2 separate regions of the Homo sapiens genome follow, and region 2 is linked to region 1. A link is an interaction called in ENCODE POLR2A ChIA-PET data of the cell type or tissue named here. Cell type or tissue: CD4-positive, alpha-beta T cell. All regions are shown on one strand. Each heading gives the region's core, and the rest is flanking DNA. Links, peaks and the distances in the headings are about the cores only. Region 1 has its middle 12 kb from the start of MSTO1. Region 2 overlaps DAP3 (death associated protein 3).

Region 1 (4,361 bases), core at 362-4,361:
GGCTAAGATAAAAAATGAGGCTGGGCACAGTAGCTTATGCCTGTAATCCCAGCACTTTGGGATCCCGAGGTGGGAGGATCACTTGAGCCCAAGAGTTCAAGACTAGCCTGGGCAACATAGAGAGTCCCCAACTCCACACAAAAAAATTTTTAATTAGCAGTGCACAGTGGTATGTGCCTGTAGTCCAAGCTACTCAAGAGGTTTAGCTGTAAGGATCACTTGAGCCCAGGAAGTCAAGGCTACAGTCAGCTGAGATTGGGCCACTGCACTCCAGCCTGGACAGCAGGCTGTCTCAAAACAATGGGAGATATCTTTTCCAGCTTTAAGAGATGAATGGTCCAGTTGTGGTGGCTCATGCCTGCAATCCCAACACTTTGAGAGGCCAAAGTGGGAGGATCCCTTGAGCTCAGGAGTTCAAGACCAACCTGGGCAACATAGCAAAACCTCATCTCTATCCAAAAAAAGTCAAAAAATTAGACAGGTGTGGTGGTGCACACCTGTGGTCCCAGCTACTTGTGAGGCTGAGGTTGGAGGATCTTATGAGCCTGGGAAGCCAAGGCCTCAGTGAGCGGTGATTGCACTACCGCACTCCAGCCTGGGCAACTGAGCAAGACCCTGCCTCAAAAATACAAAAGACAAAGACATGAGTGAATACCAGACCTTATCCACTTTTCAAAGTCTTGGTCACAGATGAGAAGACAAGGTTGTGCATGGTGGCTGACGCCTGTAATTGCAGGATTTTGGGAGGCCAACGCAGGCGGATCACCTGAGGTCAGGAGTTGGAGACCAGCCTGGTCAACATGGTAAAACCCCGTCTCTATTAAAAACACAAAAAATTAGTAGGGCATAGTGGCGGGCGCCTGTAGTCCCAGCTACTCGGGAGGCTGAGGCAGGAGAATCACTTGAACCTGGGAGGCCGAGTTGCAGTGAGCTGAGATCACGCCATTACACTCCAGCCTGGGCAACAAGAGGGAAACTAAATCCTAACAAAACAATTGGATTGATGTAGGATTTGACAGGTAATTGCAAACTTTTTTTTTTTTTAGAAGAAGTCTCACTCTGTTGCCCAGGCTGGAGTGCAGTGGTGTGATTTCGGCTCACTGCAACCTCCGCCTCCCGGGTTCAAGCGATTCTCCCGTCTCAGCCGCCTGAGTAGCTGGGATTACAGATATGCGCCACCACGCCTGGCTAATTTTTGTATTTTTAGTAGGGAGGGGGTTTCACCATGTTGGTCAGGCTGGTCTCGAACTCCTGACCCCAGGTGATCCACCCGCCTTGGTCTCCCAAAGTGCTGGGATTACAGGCGTGAGCCACAGCACCCAGCCACTACTTTTTGTCTTTTTTTTTTTTGAGATGGAGTTTCAGTCTGCTGCCCAGGCTGGAGTGCCGTGGCGCGATCTCGGCTCACTGCAGCCTCTGCCTCCTGGGTTCGAGCGATTCTCCTGCCTCAGTCTCCCCAGTATCTGGGATTACAGGCACGCGCCACCACGCCCAGCTAATTTTTTGTATTTTTAGTAGAAACAGGGTTTCACCATGTTGCCCAGGCTGGTCTCAAACTCCTGACCTCAGATGATCTGCCCATCTCAGCCTCCCAAAGCACTGGGATTACAGGCGTGTGCCACTACACCCGGCCAGAATTTCTTTTTTTTTTAGATGGAATTTCACCCTTGTTGCACAGGCTGGAGTGCAATGACGCATCTCAGCTCACCACAACCTCTGCCTCCCTGGTTCAAGCAATTCTCCCGCCTCAGCCTCCAAAGTAGCTGGGATTACAGGCATGTGCCACCACGGCCAGCTAATTTGTATTTTTAGTAGAGACAGGGTTTCTCCATGTTGGTCAGGCTGTTCTCGAACTTCTGACTTCAGGTGATCCACCTGCCTCGGCCTCACAAAGTGCTAGAATTACAGGTGTGAGCCACCGCACCCGGCCAGGATTTCTTTAAAAAATATAAACACTGGCCAGGTGCAGTAGCTCACTTGTAATCCCAGCACTTTGGGAGGCCAAGGCAGGCAAACCACTTTTGGCCAAGAGTTCAAGATGAGCCTGGTCAACATAGTGAAACTCTGTCTCTACTAAAAATACAAAAATTAGCCAGGCGTGGTGGTACACACCTGTAATCACAGCTACTTGGGAGGCTGAGGCAGGAGCATCCCTTGAACCCAGAAGGTAGAGGTTGCAGTGAGCCAAGATCACGTCACTGCTTTCCAGCCTGGAGAACAGAGCGAGACCCAGTCTCAAACAGCAAGAACAACAAAAAAAACATAAGTACTGTTGACAGTACAAGTGACCTTTCTAGTCACCTTGTAGTCACGTTTTCTTTAACAACATATATTTTAGATGGAGAGAAGGGAACCGGAAAAACACTCGGTCTTTGCCATGTTATTCATTTCTGTGCAAAACAGGACTGGCTGATACTACGTATTCCAGATGGTAAGAACTTCCTGTCTTGTCTTCTCTCTGTTAGGTTCAGTTATCTTGTTACCGTGGTAGTCTTGTAGCTTTAATTTTCTAACGGGGATCTGATAGCTAAAGGAAAAGCCTTTGCCAGTCACGATGGCTCATGCCTGTAATCCCAGCACTTTGGAAAGCCGAGGCAGGCGGATTGCCTGAGCTTAAGCCCAGGAGGAGGCTGCAGTGAGCCGTGATCGCACCACTGCACTCTAGCCTGGGCGACAAAACAAGACGCTGTCTCAGAAAAGAAAAAAAAAAAAGAAAAGCCTTTACTCCAGATGTAGAGCAGTCTGAGCTCATCCATCATGATTTCTTCGTGATATTACTGCCAAGCAGGTTACAAGGTGAAGTCAATGTGATGAAAGGAAATTGGGCTAAAAGCTTCCTGAAGCCTTTTGATGCTAAGCAGTCCTTCTTTTGATATTTAATACCCATGAGCATAAACTCCTGCCTTAGAGGTCACCACGGGGTTTTTTTTGTTTTTTATTTTTTGCCATCGGTTAACAATTCTGAGTACCCACAGAGCCTTTTACTATTTATCAGCATTCTAGAGTCATCAGTATAGGTTGTCAAAACTTAAGGGATATTACACTTTGCATATGAAGGGGTGGGTTGCCCCTCCACACCTGTGGGTGTTTCTCGTAAGGTGGAATGAGAGACTTGGAAAAGAAAAAGACACAGAGACAAAGTATGGAGAAAGAAATAAGGGGACCAGGGGAACCAGCGTTCAGCATATGGAGGATCCCGCCAGCCTCTGAGTTCCCTTAGTATTTATTGATCATTCGTGGGTGTTTCTCCGAGAGGGGGATGTGTCAGGGTCACAAGACAATAGTGGGGAGAGGGTCAACAGACAAACACGTGAACAAAGGTCTTTGCATCATAGACAAGGTAAAGGATTAAGTGCTGTGCTTTTAGATATGCATACACATAAACATCTCAATGCTTTACAAAGCAGTATTGCTGCCCGCATGTCCCACCTCCAGCCCTAAGGCGGTTTTTCCCTATCTCAGTAGATGGAATGTACAATCGGGTTTTATACCGAGACATTCCATTGCCCAGGGACGGGGAGGAGACAGATGCCTTCCTCTTGTCTCAACTGCAAGAGGCATGCCTTCCTCTTATACTAATCCTTCTCAGCACAGACCCTTTACGGGTGTCGGGCTGGGGAACGGTCAGGTCTTTCCCTTCCCACGAGGCCATATTTCAGACTATCACATGGGGAGAAACCTTGGACAATACCTGGCTTTCCTAGGCAGAGGTCCCTGCGGGCTTCCGCAGTGTTTTGTGTCTCTGGGTACTTGAGATTAGGGAGTGGTGATGACTCTTAACGAGCATGCTGCCTTCAAGCATCTGTTTAACAAAGCACATCTTGCACAGCCCTTAATTCATTTAACCCTGAGTTGACTCAGCACATGTTTCAGAGAGCACAGGGTTGGGGGTAAGGTCATAGATTAACAGAATCTCAAGGCAGAAGAATTTTTCTTAGTACAGAACAAAATGGAGTCTCCTATGTCTACTTCTTTCTATACAGACACAGTAACAATCTGATCTCTCTTGCTTTTCCCCACAGCATATGTCCCTTTTTTGTTAAATATTGTGTGCATCCATATTTTTTCTTTCTTTTTTTTTGAGATGGAGTCTTGCTCTGTCGCCCAGACTGGAGTGCAGTGGCACGATCTCGGCTCACTGCAACCTGCATCCCCCGGGTTCAAGCGATTCTCCTGCCTTAGCCTCCCCAGTAGCTGGGATTACAGGCATGCACCACCACATCTGGCTAATTTCTGTATTTTTAGTATAGACAGGGTTTTGCCATGTTGGCAAGCTCCGCCTCCCAGGTTCATGCCATTCTCCTGCCTCAGCCTCCCAAGTAGCTGGGACTAAAGTCACCTGCCACCACGCCCGGCTAATT
Region 2 (4,354 bases), core at 1-4,000, 110 kb after region 1:
TATTGAGAGTTACATTTAAGTATTTTAAACCTCTTAGCTCCAAAAGATTCGGGCTTTTAAATTAGATATTTCCTGTATACAAAAAAATGAATATAATACACATGATATGAAAATAATAAATTCTCATGTATCCATTATCCAGTGTTAGTTTATTATCAGTTTCCTTGTGTGCCCTGCCCCAATCTTCTTCCCTTTTCTTCTCCCCAGGAGTAACCATTATTCTAAATGTTGTTTTTATCATTCTCTTGCTTTTTTGTTTCAGTTTTCCTATTTATATCCCCCAAATAATTAATGAAGCTTTTTGGTTTTGAATTTTATATGTTATGTCATGCCAGATGTAATAGCGTTCACTCAGTATTCATTTTTGAGATCCATGTTGATGCATGCAATGGTAATTTTTTCATTTAATTGCTTTCTAATATTCCATTTTATGACTGTCTCTATCTACTGTTCTACTAAGGGACATTAGTTTTTTCTACAGTTTTTTTATAATTCATACTCTGCTAGTATGAACCTCCTTATATATATTTCCCAGTGTACATGTAGAAGTTTTGGTTTTGGTTTTTGTTTTGAGACAGAGTTTCACTCTTGTTGCCCAGTCTGGAATGCAATGGCACGATCTCGGCTCACTGCAACCTCTGCCTCCCAGGTTCAAGGAATCCTCCTGCCTCTGCCTCCCGAGTAGCTGGGATTACCGGTGTGTACCACCACGCCCAGCTAATTTTTTGTATTTTTAGTAGAGATTGGGTTTCACCATGTTGGCCAGGCTGCTCTTGAACTCCTGACCTCAGGTGATCCACCTGCCTTGGCCTCCCAAAGTACTGGGATTACAGGCTTGAGCCACCACACTTTCAACTTTTTGTTTGTACATTTTCAACTTTGCAAAGATAGTGTATTTTCAACTTTGTTTTGTGCATTTTCAACTTTGCAAAGATAGTGTATTTATACTTTCATTGACATGTATGAAAGTTGAATACAATGTAATGTTTCGCAGCCTATTTAACATTTGCTATTGTCTGACTTTTTAATTTTCTTTTTCTGTTTTTGTTTTTTTTTTTTTTTTTTTGAGACAGAGTCTCACTCTGTCACCTGGGCTAGCGTACAGTGGTGTGATATCAGCTCACTGCAACCTCTGGATGCAAGCAATCCTCCTGCCTTAGCCTCCAGAGTAGCTGGGACTACAGGTGCATATCACCACTCCTGACTAATTTTTTTTTTTTTTTTTTTTTGAGACACAGTCTTGCTCTGTCGCCCAGGCTGGAGTGCAGTGGCATGATCTCAGCTCACTGTAAGCTCCGCCTCCCAGTTTCATGCCATTCTCCTGCCTCAGCCTCCCAAGTAGCTGGGACTACAGGCGCCCACCACCACACCTAGCTATTTTTTTGCATTTTTAGTAGAGACGGGTTTTCACCGTGTTAGCCAGGACCGTCTCGATCTGACCTCGTGATCTGCCCGCCTCGGCCTCCCAAAGTGCTGGGATTACAGGCGTGAGCCACTGCGCGTGGCCTCCGACTAATTTTTTAAAATATTTTTTGGTAGAGATGAAGTTTTACCATGTTGGCCAGGCTGGTCTCGAATTCCTGACCTCAAGTGATCTGCCCACCTTGACCTCCCAAAGTGCTGGGATTACAGGTATGAGCCATTACACCTGGCCTATTTTCTTTTTTTTTTTTGAGGTGGTCTCACTCTGTCATCCATGCTGGAATGTAGTGCATCTCAGCTCACTGTGACCTCCACCTCCTCCCAAGCTCAAGTGATCCTCCTGCCTCGGCCTTCCGAGGAGCTGGGACTACAGGCATGCACTACCATGCCCTGCTAATTTTTATATTTTTTGTAAAGACAGGGTCTCACTTTGTTGCTGAGGCCAGTCTTGAACTCCTGGGCTCAAGCAATCCACCCACCTCAGCCCCGAGAAGTGTTCCTCCCAAAGTGTGGGGATTGTACATGTGAGCCACTGTGTCCCGCCTGACTTTTTTATTTTCCCAGTATGATGATTGTGAATGGTATCTGGTTTTCATCATTTTAATTAGCATTTCCCTGATTTGTAATGAGGTTCAAAAATCTTTTCATGGGTTCACTAGCCTTTTGTGTTTCGTTTTCTGTGAAATGCCTGTTCATGCCTTTTGCTCATTTTTTTAATGAAGCTGTAGGCATTCTTTATATATTCTAGATATTAATATAGATTATTAATCCCTATTAATCTATTGTCAGTTTTCCATGTTGCACACATCTTTTCCCATTTGTGGTTTACCTTTTCACTTTTTTTTTTTTTGTAACAGTGCAAGGATGATGCTGAAAGGAATAACAAGGCTTATCTCTAGGATCCATAAGGTGAGTCCTGACTGACCTGAACACTCTGTGCATACTGCCTTTAGGTTCCCAGATTCTTGTTTTCAGATGGATTCATTGTATCTAGAGTGAAATGCTCTGGAAAACTTCATATGTAACAGGTTTCAGTAGAATAATTGTGCTTGAGAATTTACCATGGAATAGGAGAATTAATATTTTTCCAGAAAACATAAGTAAGTTTGACTGTAATTATCTTTATTAACTTTATTTCTCTAGCCAACTAGAGAATGGTTATCATCCCTTAATGAAGTATTTAAAAGAAAAACAAGTTGCCAATTTACAGCTTTAGCATCTAAAATAGAATAAAAAATAAAATTGTACATGAAAAAGACCATTCTGCTGGTTTACTTCATTTTTTCACATATTTACCAAATAGTTTTTCAGTACTTTTTTTTTTTTTTTTTTGAGACAGAGTCTCGCTCTGTTGCCCAGGCTGGAGTGTGCAGTGGCGCAATCTCGGCTCACTGCAACCTCTGCCTCCTGGGTTCAAGCTATTCTTCTGCCTCAGCCTCCCGAATAGCTGGGACTACAGGCGCTTGCCACCATGCCCGGCTAATTTTTGTATTTTTAGTAGAAACGGTGTTTCATCATATTAGCTAGGCTGGTCTCGAACTCCTGACTTCGTGATCTGCCCACCTAGGCCTCCCAAAGTGCTGGGATTACAGGCGTGAGCCACTGTGCCCGGCCTTCAGTACCTTCTATATGGCAGGTACTCAGAATTCTAAGATGCCTCATTTCACTAATAATAGTTATTATTTGTTGGGTATTATTATGTGCCAGGTACTACACTAAGTGATTTATTTTTTTAATCCTCATGATCAACCCATGAACGAGATAATATCCTTGTTTCACAGATGGAGAAACTAAAGATGAGACTGGCTAGGTAACTTACCTGAGGAAATAGCCTGTGAGGTTGCAAAGCCCACACGAGATGCCAGGTCTGTCTGACTTCAAAGCCTGTGGCCTAACCACTGTGCTCTATTGCATTTTATGGTCCATGTTCTCCAGAAGCTTACAGTCCAGTAGAATCATGAAAAAATGACTATTTCAGTATGGTGCTCTTACAGCACCAAAGAGGAGCACCTGAGCGGGATTAGTCGAGTCAGCAGGAGATCCTGAAAGGCTCAGAACTGAGCCAGAAAGACTTGGTCATTTTCAGCTGATTATTTAATTACAGATTAGATTTCCTAGAAAAGGAGCCCTTCCTCCTATATGGCTCCCCCTGCATGTGCCCCCTTCCCTCAGGCCTATATATTAATACATAAAATAACCCATTATTATAAAATGAAACGAAAGCAAGGATCAGCAGAGGGATGGATTCTGGACTCAACTGATCATATTACAAGGCTAAAATAAATTTCCTCTCTCGGCCGGGCACAGTAGCTCATGCCTGTAATCCCAGCACTTTGGGAGGCCGAGGCAGGCAGATCACCTGAGGTCAGCAGTTTGAGACCAGCCTGGCCAACATAGTGAAACCCCGTCTCTACTAAAAATACAAAAATTAGCTGCGTGTGGTGGCACACGCCTGTAATCCCAGCTACTTGGGAGGCTGAGGTAAGAGAATCGCTTGAACCCAAGAGGTAGAGGTTGCAGTGAGCCAAGATCACGCCACTGCACTCTAGCCTGGGCAATAGAGCGAGACTCCATCTCAAAAGAAAAAAAAAAATTTCCTCTTTCTTAATAACAGACAACAAAGACCTGAGGCTAGACTGTAGAGTGCTGTTGGTGAGAGAAAGTTTTGTTTTTTTTTTTTTACTAGTTTGGTTCAGGGTGACTGTATTAGTCAGGGTTCTCTACAGGGACAGCACTAATAGGATAGAAGTATATATGAAGGAGAGTTTGTTAAGGAGTATTGAGTCACACCATCTGGCGAAGTCCCACAGTAGGCCGTGAGCAAGCTGAGGAGCAAGTAAGCCAGTCCAAGTCCCAAAACTTCAAAAGTAGGGAAGCTGACAGTGCAGTCTTCAGTCTGTGGCTAAAGGCCTGAGAGCCCCTGGCAAATCAC

What was found. Peaks named below come from ENCODE experiments on the same cell type or tissue, not always from the same donor. Only the 100,000 strongest peaks of a DNase experiment are listed, where the experiment ranks them.
Region 2: POLR2A ChIA-PET joins it to region 1 with 16 read pairs; 4 of 35 experiments call an interaction of 5 or more read pairs at or near these places.

What each region holds. Positions count from the first base shown.
Region 1 is chr1:155,596,485-155,600,845 of GRCh38, forward strand. It overlaps a transcript of MSTO1 not described here and the pseudogene DAP3P1. Among named protein-coding and RNA genes, the nearest start is that of MSTO1, 12 kb to the right of the region's middle. RefSeq lists a silencer at 2,494-2,788 and enhancers at 3,022-3,674, 3,675-4,328. In CD4-positive, alpha-beta T cell, for the core only: no CTCF peak of the experiment used is centred there; a DNase peak (open chromatin) is centred at 2,647; H3K4me3 peaks cover 579 bases.
Region 2 is chr1:155,707,494-155,711,847 of GRCh38, forward strand. DAP3 (death associated protein 3) reads left to right here. Exons shown (of 13, transcript NM_004632.4): 2 at 2,280-2,331. The coding sequence starts at 2,287. Among named protein-coding and RNA genes, the nearest start is that of DAP3, 21 kb to the left of the region's middle. In CD4-positive, alpha-beta T cell, for the core only: no CTCF peak of the experiment used is centred there; no DNase peak of the experiment used is centred there.